Regions from separate parts of the Homo sapiens genome. Here region 1 is linked to region 2. Evidence: chromatin loops called from intact Hi-C (ENCODE). Cell type or tissue: adrenal gland. All regions are shown on one strand. Links, peaks and the distances in the headings refer to the core of each region. The heading gives the core; the rest is flanking DNA. Region 1 overlaps SYN3 (synapsin III). Region 2 overlaps SYN3 (synapsin III).

The links. Hi-C counts contacts between places; a loop is a spot of excess contacts. Peaks named below come from ENCODE experiments on the same cell type or tissue, not always from the same donor. Only the 100,000 strongest peaks of a DNase experiment are listed, where the experiment ranks them.
Region 1: a loop joins it to region 2, with 3 times the contacts of the local background. A loop is called at or near these places in 17 of 110 quality-filtered maps.

Annotation. Positions count from the first base shown.
Region 1 is chr22:32,833,357-32,838,734 of GRCh38, forward strand. All of the region lies in intron 6 of SYN3 (synapsin III), which reads right to left. All of the region lies in intron 1 of TIMP3 (TIMP metallopeptidase inhibitor 3), which reads left to right. Among named protein-coding and RNA genes, the nearest start is that of TIMP3, 34 kb to the left of the region's middle. In adrenal gland, for the core only: a CTCF peak has its summit at 3,098; no DNase peak of the experiment used is centred there; H3K27ac peaks cover 4,159 bases.
Region 2 is chr22:32,998,493-33,003,870 of GRCh38, forward strand. The region is part of intron 2 of SYN3 (synapsin III); the gene reads right to left. Among named protein-coding and RNA genes, the nearest start is that of SYN3, 57 kb to the right of the region's middle. In adrenal gland, for the core only: a CTCF peak has its summit at 2,383 (motif pointing left); a DNase peak (open chromatin) is centred at 2,379.

The DNA of each region.
Region 1 (5,378 bases), core at 115-5,114, 170 kb before region 2:
TTTGTAAGCCCAAGATGTCACCTAGGTGGGAGAAAGCCACAGGGAAGCAGTCCAAAGGAGAATTTTTTTATAGTCAAAAAAAATGGCTTGACATGGAACAGGCTGACCTAGGTCAGAGATGGTTGCACACTGGGCAGTTTAACCTTGGGATGGGACTGTAGAAGAAATTCAAAGGAGCTTACACTGAGTGACCCTGAAGGTCCCACCCAACCTAAAGTCTGTGGCCTGTGAAATGTGCCCATGCCACTGTGCCGTAGTTTAACATGTCCTTCTGGAAGGCAGGTAGGACCCAGAGATGAGAAGTAGGGGCTCCCAATTCAGGCTGCCTGGACTGGCATGCTATGTCCACCACTTCCGCATTAGATGATCTGGGGAGAGTCACTTCTTCTTTACAGGCCTCGATTTCTAAAAGATGGGCTAATGACAACACTTACTTTATAGGGCCCTAGTGAGGCTCAAATGGGAAAATCCACGGAAAGCATTTAGCACTGATCATGCATGGAAAGTGCCTGATAGCTGATGGCACCTATTGTAACTAATAATAGTATTAGAATTAGTATTGTAATCATTGACAATAGGATTTTTATAATTAGGGAAAGTGGGGAACTACCCACATGACCATCCTCCTGCTTTCTGTGTCAGTGTTTGACCAAATGTGTTCATCCCTGGTACTCTCATTGCTTATCCTCCGAGAGCACTGGCATATAATGGAAAATGTATTCCAATTTGTTCTGTTATTCCAGCCAGGAACATCTAGGAACAGGGGTTGGAGGTGTGCTTCAGGGACTACCTGAGCCCAGCTTTTTTTTTTTTGAGATGGAGTCTCATTCTTCTTGCCCAGGCTGGAGTGCAGTGGCACGATCTCGGCTCACTGCAGCCTCCGCCTCCAAGGTTCAAGCCATTCTCCTGCCTCAGCCTCCCAAGTAGTTGGGATTACAGGTGCCCTCCACCACATCTGGCTAATTTATTTTTTTTTTTGTATTTTTAGTAGAAACGGGGTTCCACCGTGTTGGCCAGGCTGGTCTCAAACTCCTGACCTCAGGTGATCAGCCTGCCTTGGCCTCCCAAAGTGCTGGGATTACAGGCATGAGCCACTGCACCCGGCCAAGCCCACCTTTTGATAGGAGCCTCCCATGGGCAGGCAGAGTAAGAAGTGTCACATGCAGCCACTGGTCACTTAGGCAAAACCCTGCCAGCTTTCAGATGTGCAGTGGAGGTGGCAGGGGGAGGTGGCTGGTGCTGTGTATGTTTTGCAGATACTCTGTGGTGTGGCAATTGCTCTAGAGGACTCTAGTGTCCAGAAGCAGGCATGTGCAGTTTATCATTACAGCCCTCCTTCAAAGAGGACAGCTGGCCCTGTGCTTTGCAGGGAGAGGTGCACTCCGGGTGGCCCATAAACCCAGAAAATATGATTCCTATCTGGTACAGGGTACCATCCTGGCACCTGGAGAGGGGTCTGCATGAGACCCAGAAATGACTGGATCCACAACAGACCTAGTTTGTGGAACAGTCCTAAAGAATCCTCCATTCAAGCTTATATCTGTCACCCAGGGAACTGGACATTCCCTTCAGTCAGAATGAACTAGTGGCCTCCCCTTCTCTTCAGCCAGGGTCTTTGCAGTCCTCAGCCATGTGACCTCCGACCTGTCAGTCTTGGTCTGATTGCTGTACCCTTGTTTGTGCTGTTTCCATTGCCTGGACCATCCTTCTTTTCTTTCCATGATCAAAACCCTATACATTCTTCTGAGTCAGTTCATGCAGCGGAATTGGCATTGGAATGTTGCAGCTAATTGCACATACTGGGTGACAGAGTGCACAGTAGAGAAAGGTAGGGTGATACACTCTTCTTAGGAAGCAATCAATAAGGGCCAAGATGGAAAAGATGTCTTATTTCACCCACTGAGCACCTACTATGTTCCAGACACTGTGAGATGTTGCGGTTAGATACAATTGTGAGCAAAGCAAGATGTAATTCCGGCAGAATTTAGTGAGTGTATGGGGGCAGGGAAGAAAGAGGATGAGACATGATTCAAATGAATCTACGAACATATAGTTACATACACACTAGGGCCCCTGAGAATACAAAACAGGGGTTCTGTTCTAGTCTTATGCTTGCAGGAGGTGGTTGGGGATGGCTTTATGTGAGGAAGTGTTTTTTGATTTTAAATGTGAAGTATGAGTGGCAGTTGATGGGTAATGGGGAGCAGAAGAGGGTCTCATGCAGATAGAATGGTATGTGCAAAGGCCCCAAGGCTTTGCAACTGAGAGATTTAGACCAGGGCTGCCGATCAGATGTCTAAAAAAGTATACTTGTTCGCCCCTTGCCATACTCTTTGGTCCAAAGGGCTGAGCTCCCTGTCTTCAAACCAGGGGGCTTCAGGTCAGTTACTGGACTTCTCTCTTCCTGCCCTTTGTCTGCAAGCCAAGGTACCCTCAATCTGGCATTGAGAGCCCTGGGGCCCACCCAGCTTGTAAGTGGAGATTTGAATCCAGACTTCACCATTGGATGAGATTCTTAGACATTACAAGAGTTATGGAGAGTTAACTCCACCTCAAAGTTCTCACCATCTGTAACTTATACAAGCCCTTCTCTCATAATTCAGTCTTGGGAATTTTCCCTATCTCCGCATTTCCAATGCATTTGACTTGGTGGGGTGTTTCAGATTTGTTAAATATTTAGTAGTAGAAAGAAGATGAGCTTTGCTGCTGGGCATATTTGGATTCCTAGCTGTGTGACTTCTGACAAGTTTCTTAACTATCCTGAGACTTGTTTTCTTCCTATACTCAGTGGAAATAAAGCTACACATTTTGGGGAATGGTTTTAAGAGTAAGATGTACTGTTTGTAAAGTGTGTCTGTCTTGTTCACTTTTCTGTTTCTGCCACCTGACACAATGCCTGGCACATAGTAAGTGCTCAGTGAATATTTACTGAATGAATAAGAGGTTTAGGCACCATGATTGCACAGACACGATGTTCATAGAGTAGTTGGTCTTCTCCTTCTTTATCAATGACTCCATCTCCCTGTCACACTTCAAGGCCAGGGCAGGTGGTTCAGAAATACCAGAGGTTGGCTTTATAGTTCTGCCATTACCCACTTTGACCAAAGAGGGCAGCAGTTAGCATTCTTTACTTATTTATTTTATTTAAAATGAAGGTTTCCTTAAAAGGATTTGGATCTTCTCTTTAATCATTCCTCCGCACCTTCAGTGCTATTGATTCCTGATAATGGTCTTAGGGCTTGAAGACCTATGTATGGGCTCGTTTTTCTCGTACCTGTTCCTACCTGAGTGCCCACTATGTGAGTGATGTGGTTGTGAGCTGGAAGGGAGGTGCTGAGTGAGTAGGGGACACCCGCTGCAGCAGGTGGGCCTTCCAAACTATGGCCCTGGGTGTCCACAACCTTACAGAATGAAGCTTGTGGAACTTAAAGGTGAGGAAAGCCTACACTATTTTAAAAGCCACATGAAGGGTAAGTTATAGATGTACCAGGGTCTCCTTGGCATCTGTGCTGTATAAAATCCATAGACAGAGCAGCCATTGGCTCTTGTTCAAACCACAAGAAAGTCTCCTGCCCACTCCTGGTGCATTCTGGGAACAGATTTGCTGTCTGCAAAGGCTGCATCTGCGGGTCTGGCGTGCAAAGGAGGGTGGTTCTTTGGCTAATGGTGGACTTGCTCCTAGGCCTATCCCAGAGTCCCTCAGCTCTCCTAGCAAACAAAATCCCAATTAGGAGAAAAATAAAATGCTATAGATGGCTCCTGAGATGTTGCCAGCTGTTTGGGCTTCAAAAATGCCCCGACCTGAAAGCTGGAAGTTCTGAGAACCGTTTGAGGGCATGGTATTTTTCTGGGCACTGCTTCAAAGGGGCTGTGGTTGAAGACCATGCTGCTATTCTGGTGGCCACTTGTGTGGGATAAAGTTTCCCATGGGCCCCCGTGGAGAGGCTGGAGCACTCTCAGGGGATAGGGGGTGGTCTCAGCCCCCCTCACCGAGTGCACTTGCATGGCAGTAAGCAAGTCGGCGCCTCTGACCCCTGAGTGGGCTTGAGCTTTTGAGAGGTCAGCATGCCCCCTTAAACTTGATGTCTCCTCAGAGCACAGCACAGATGCCCAGCCAAAACACCCAGGGCGAAACCACTCCAAGAGGTGAAAGGGCTTGAGGGGAGACAGGGTACGGCGGGAGACAGAGATGCATGAAATACTAACGTTGAAGATTAGAAATGGGATGTGCACTGGAATGAGATCATTTGTGGTTCTGATGCAAAGACCCAGGCTTGTTTCTAGGGGTTTCTTGGGGCTTCGGGGGCCTCCTGTCAATGGACTGTTTGGACACCCATTTGGATACATGCAATCCTAAAGTCTATGGGCAGTGACAGAGTGATAAGTCTTTATCACTAGCCTCAGGGAGTAGAAGCCCACCTAAGAAATGGCACTGTCCCATGTTGGAGCAAGACCCAACCTACCAAGCTGGGAGTTACCGCCCACTGCAAGGCACCCCTGTACTTTGTTGGACTCTCTGTTTTCTGTCTCTCCAATGGGCTGGACTCTCCAGCCTCCGGGCCTCTGCCCAACCATGACCAGAAGGTCCTCTCCTTTCTCTTTCTCTTAACTGTCTCTAGTGATTCTCTGATCCCAGCTCAGGCAGGATGTCTCCCTCCGGCGCCTCCAGGCTGGCTGGGTGTGTCTGCTGCATGCTCCTGTGGCTCCCTGGACTATAACTCCCTGTCTTCTTGTCTCACAAGAGTAAAATAAGCTTCTTAAAGGTAGGAACCTTGTCTGCCTGCTTATTACTGAATCCCCAAGACATGGCACAGGATCTGAGATGCATAGTTCCTCAAATACTTCTGAATAAATATCAGATGAGTGAATCAATGAATTTCAAGTGGACTTGAGGAGAAGGAGGGGGGGTGGCAAAATAAAACAAACAATAAACACTATGGCAGAGAGGGACACAGGACCTGGAGATGGGGCCTGGATAAACAGCCTGCCATGCTCTTCATATTTCCTGAGTGCTACCACAAGGAAGAGGGGCAGCTGGAGGCCAGAGGGCCTGCAGAGGAGTCAGCAGGTCTAGCAAGGAGTGCCTTGGGTGGAGACTCCCTGGGGCTAATTTTGGTGTCACCACTGACTTCCTTGAGGGTGCTGAGCCTTGGGATCTTCATGTGTTGGTAGCTTTTGGGTGCTGTCCTTCCACAGACACATCAACAAGTTCATGGGGGTCTCCTGTAATAGGGTCCTGTGACTTGCCTCTTTTTGGAGGTCAGTCTTCAATATTTTGGAACAATGTCGGTATTCGGCCTCTCCAGATCACATTTTTACTTGTCCCTTCCTTTTCTGAGTAACTCTATGGAACAAGGACTCCTGACCCAGCACTCCAG
Region 2 (5,378 bases), core at 212-5,211:
GATTTTCTGAGAAAAAGGCTACCAGCAGAGTAAGAGGACAGGAGAGCCAGGGCTCCAGAGGCCACCCAGGGAGGACCGCAGTGACCTGGGGAGGAACAGCTTCTATTCGCTGCTCCCCCAACAGCCCTCCTCCCCATTCTATCCAGGCTCCAGAGACCTTGTAGGATAAACTGAGGGCAGGGAGGTACACCAACTCCACCTGTCTTTTTTATTTTTTGGGTCATGTTAAAGGTTTTGATTTTGAAAATCAAACCTGGGATTCTGGTACATTCTATAGAAATAGTAAAAAAAAAAAAAAAAAAAAAAACAAAAGTCCCTCCATCCTCCTTTTTAAAAACAATTTCAAATAGCAGCCTTACAGTGACTCTGGCATCCTGGTAAGTAAAGAGCCAAGATTTTATACAGAAGTGAATAAAAATAGAAACTCCTCCACCGTGTGTTCTGTGTTCCTGAACCCTAAGGTGAGGTGAGCTTCAGACTCCACTATGCCCAGTACAAGTTATCCTGCTTGGACTAAGGTAGGGCAATGACATATGCTAACTGAACAGTTACTGTGTGTTGAGCTCCAGGGACATTAGGAAGAGTAAGAGACAGGCCTTGTTCTTGCAGAAGAGACGATTATAATACAGATACAGTGTGGTATGTGCGCCTGCATGATGCGCCAGCATGATGAAGTGTGTTTTAAGTTACACAAGGGAGGTCGATATTAACACTGCAGGGTGGGGTGTGTCAGGGAAGAATTCTCAGAAGAGGGGACACCTGAGCAGGATTTCAAACATGAATGGAAACTTGCCAGGTGTACAAGATAGGGAAGGGTATTCCAGGTAACAGGGAACAGAATGTACTAAGGCGGAAAGGTGTGTTTGAGAACTACAAGTGGCTTACTCTTCCTGCAGAATAAACAGGACAGGGCCAGTCACGGTGGCTCACGCCTATAATCCCAGCACTCCGGGAGGCCGAGGCAGGCAGATCACTTGAGGTCAGGAGTTCGAGATCAACCTGGCCAACAAGATGAAACCGTCTCTACTAAAAATACAAAAATTAGCTGGGCGTGGTGGCCTGTGCCTGCAATCCCAGACCCCCAGGAGGCTGGGGCATGAAAATCACTTAAACCTCGGAGGTGGAGGTTGCAGTGAGCTGAGATTGCGCCATTCCACTCCAGCCTAGGCAACACAATGAGACTCTGTCTCTAAAAAACAAAAACAAAACAAAACAAAAACAAACAATAAAAGCACAGGAAGCAGAGCTGGAGGCAGAACTAGAGGGAGGGCAGGGCAGGCATGCTTATGACTTTGAGGGCAACGATTCCCCCACCACAGGATTATATTAATAAAACGAGATGCATGGGGAGGGGGCAGGCAGGAGCAAAGTGAAACTGGTCAGATTTGTGTTTCAGAAAGATGACCCTTGGGTAGTCCCATGGAAGGTAACCAGAAGGTGAACTCAAGATGGGAGGTTTCAGACCAGTGAAGCTGCTGGAAAATTCTAGGCAAGATAAGCAGTGGAGTGGCAGTGGGGCTGAAGAGAACTGAGTTTGATATCAATTAATTATAATTCTCCTTTCCCTTGTGGTTCTCAAATCTACAGATGAGGCTGGGCACGGTGGCTCACACCTGTAATCTCAGCACTTTGGGAAGCCGAAGTGGGAGGATCGCTTCAGCCCAGGAGTTCAAGACAAGCCTAGGCAACACAGTGAAACCCCACCTCATTTAAAAACAAACAAACTGCTGATTGTCCCCCACCATCCCAGAGGAGAGCATCACCTTTAGTTCAGACCTATCCGGAGCCAGGCCTTACATCCTTGCCTAGCCAGGCTGGTCTCCTCAGGCACCCCCAACAGGAGAGAGTATCTTTAAATGCCTGGCCATGAGTTCTCCCAGCAAAGACGGCTTTGAGACCCTCTATTTCTCCTGAAGATGAAAGGTCTCTCTCCAGGTCACTGGCCAGGTTTTGGATCGTCCTCAAGGGACCCAGGCTGACTCAGAGTCTACAAGCTGGACACATCAGGCAGGGAAGAGTGGTATCCTGCAATTACCCCACCTGTCCACAACAAAACCTGATTCTACTGGAAGGCCCTGGACCAGGAATGGGAAGACAGAGAAACGTCTGTCTTCCTGAGAAGGGCTGAGAAGGGTAGAAAAGGGGGCAGCATCATCGTCCCCGTTGGGGTTGGGGTGGGTTCACTGTCTGTCCAGACTGCAGCTCCTCTCCCCTTCATTATCATCTGAAAGGGGAAAGAAGGGGGCCCTGTGAGCTGGCTTCTTCCCTTTAACCACTTCCTCCCCTGGGAGACAGCTCACACAGTGCAGGAGGGGCTGGGGAGGGGGCTGGCCCAGAGGCACCAGACTCTGCAGAACCACCCAGGCATTGTGGGGCTGCCCTGCCACCTGCTGGCCGCTCCTGGTGGCAGGGGACAGGCATTTTTCCGGGATTCTTCAGGACAGGACCGAGACTCTAAGGCAGTCAGCATCAATTTGGAGAAAGCCGGGAAAGTGTTGCGATTCAGAGAGGTTAGGAAGTTCGTGAAGAATCTAGGATGGAGTTCTGTGGGAGAAGCTGTATGTTGGTGGTAGGAAGTCTCTGTCACAAACATCTAATAATTGCAGGGCCAACTGCCAGATGAGTTAATGAGTCTTAGTTTCTTACTTCTCCCCTTTTTCACCCACTGAGGGGCAAGAACACCATAAACAAAGACTGTTGAGTCCCAATTAAAGTGTGGCCATAGGACGAATGATTGAAATATATTGGGAAAAACTCCTCTGGCCAAAGCTGTGTCCCTACCCTTGCACACAGCCTAAAATTCACACACTGGTCCTTCCTGTGGAATAGAGAGACTGAACATCAAATTCAAAATTTAAATGTTATGTCTGAGGCCACTCATTGCATTTCAACCTCATTCACTGTTCCCCTACCCTACTGTATACCACATGGACACTGGAGGGACAGATATTAATAAGACCCAACTTTATCACCCAGGACCTACAGGGAAGAGTGACCAACGGACCAATGGGTTAAATAAATAGCACAATGGGATAAATCCTAATCCAGACTGCCCTGTATATTTGGCATGAAGAAATTAAACAGGCATGCCTACAAGGGGCTACTGTTAAGATGATTAATGTTACACAGGAAGGATCACAATAGTCAGCAATAATAATATACACTTATGCAGTACTTACTGTCTACCAGGCACATCCCATGCACTGTTATACTAACTCAGATCTTAACCCTACTTACATACATTAACTCTATGACATAGGTACTATCATTATTCCCATTTAGGTGCAGTAATTTACAAAGGTCATTAGTCACTTCAGGGTAGAGATGGAATTTCAACCCAGATAGCCTAGCTCTGATGTCTGTATTCTTAACATTGCACCATACTGCCATTTATTAAGTTCAACCTCCATGCAAAGACGTAACTTCCCTGACAAACAGCTGAGCCAGGGATAACACAGCTAGCAGAGAACACTCAAAATCAAGGTCAAATGTTGGGATGAAGAGAGAGAGAAAACTTCAAGGGCCATGCAGGCATTTTGACTACCAGGCAGATGGGCATTGTTCAGGGCAGAGGGCCTAAAAGAAACACCCCGGCAGACATCAACCACTAAGCTCAGAGCCTAATAGTGATGCTTTACATAAACACATAAGCAGAGACAAACAAAGTTTCATGATAAATACCCTTAAGCAAGCAGCAACACCTAAGATGATTCACACTGGATCGGAAGACAGGTGATTCACATGACCAATCTGGTTAAGAAGAGGCAATTTCTGAGCAGGAAGCAGTAAAGTCAGACTGATGGTCTGAATCTGCTGAACATACTTTAATGTTGACTTTACATAGAGTATGCATTAAAAACTATAAATAGCACCAGGTGCGGTGGCTCACACCTGTAATCTCAGCATTTTGGGAGGCCGAGGTGGGCAGATCATGAGGTCAGGAGATCGAGACCCTCCTGGCTAACATGGTGAAACCCTGTCTACAGTAAAAATACAAAAAAATTACCCGGGCGTGGTGGCGCCTGCCTGTAGTCCCAGCTACTTGGGAGGCTGAGGCAAAAGAATCACTTGAACCTGGGAGGTGGAGGTTGCAGTAAGCTGAGATCGTGCCACTGCACTACAGCCTGGGCAAGAGAGCAAGACTCCATCTCAAAAAAACAAAACAAAACAAAAAAAACTATAAATAGCAAAGCATAGATTTAATCATTCCCAAACTAAGTTAATGTCTCAAGGAGTGAATGAGTGTATATACATGCACATTGGACTAACAGAGCATCTGGCACATTTAATGAATGGGATGCATTCATTTATTCAGTTAATACATAGTTACTTGGTGCCTACTGATACGGTTTGACTGTGTACTCACCCAAATCTTATCTTAAACTGTAGTTCCCATAATCTCTATGTGTTGTGGGAGGGATTCAGTGGGAAGTAATTGAACCATGGGGGCAGTTACCCCCATGCTGCTGCTCTTGTGGTAGCGAGTTCTCACAAGAGCTGATGGTTTTATAATGTGCTTCCCCCTTCACTTGGCACTCATTCATTCTCTCTCCTGCCACCCTGTGAAGAGGTGGCTTCTGCCATGATTGTAAGTTTCCTGAGGCCTCCCCAGCCATGTGGAACTGTGAGTCAATTAAACCCGTTTTCCTTTATAAATTACCCAGTCTCAGGTAGTTCTTTATAGCAGTGTGAGAATGGACTAATATAGTAAATTGGTACCCCAGAGAGTGGGATGCTTCTGTAAAGATACCCAAAAATGTGTAAGTGACTTTGGAACTGGATGACAGGCAGAAGTTGGAACAGTTTGGAGGGCTCAGAAGAAGACAGGAAAATATGGGAAAGTTTGGAACTTCCTAGAGGCTTGGAGGGCTCAGAAGACAAGAAGACGTGGGAAAGTTTGAAACTTCCCAGAGACTTGTTGAATGGTTTTGACCAAAATTCTGATGGTGATATGGATAATGAAGTCCAGGTTGAGGTGGTCTCAGATGGAGATGAAAAACTTTTTGGGAACTGGAGTAAAGGTCACTCTTGCTATGCAAAGAGACTGGCAGCATTTTGCCCCGGCCCTAGAGATCTGTGGAACTTTGAACTTGAGAGAGATGATTTAGGGTATCTGGCAGAAGAAATTTCTAAGCAGCAAAGCATTCAAGAGGAAGCAGAGCATAAAAGTTTGAAAAATTTGCAGCCTGACAATGTGATAGAAAAGAAAAATCCATTTGCTGGGGAGAAATTCAAGCCCACTGCAGAAATTTGCATAAGTAACAAGGAGCCGAATGTTTATTACCAAGACAATGGGGAAAATGTCTCTAGGGCATGTCAGAGACCTTGGGGGCAGCCCCTCCAATCACATGCCAGGAGGCCTAGGAGGGAAGAATGGT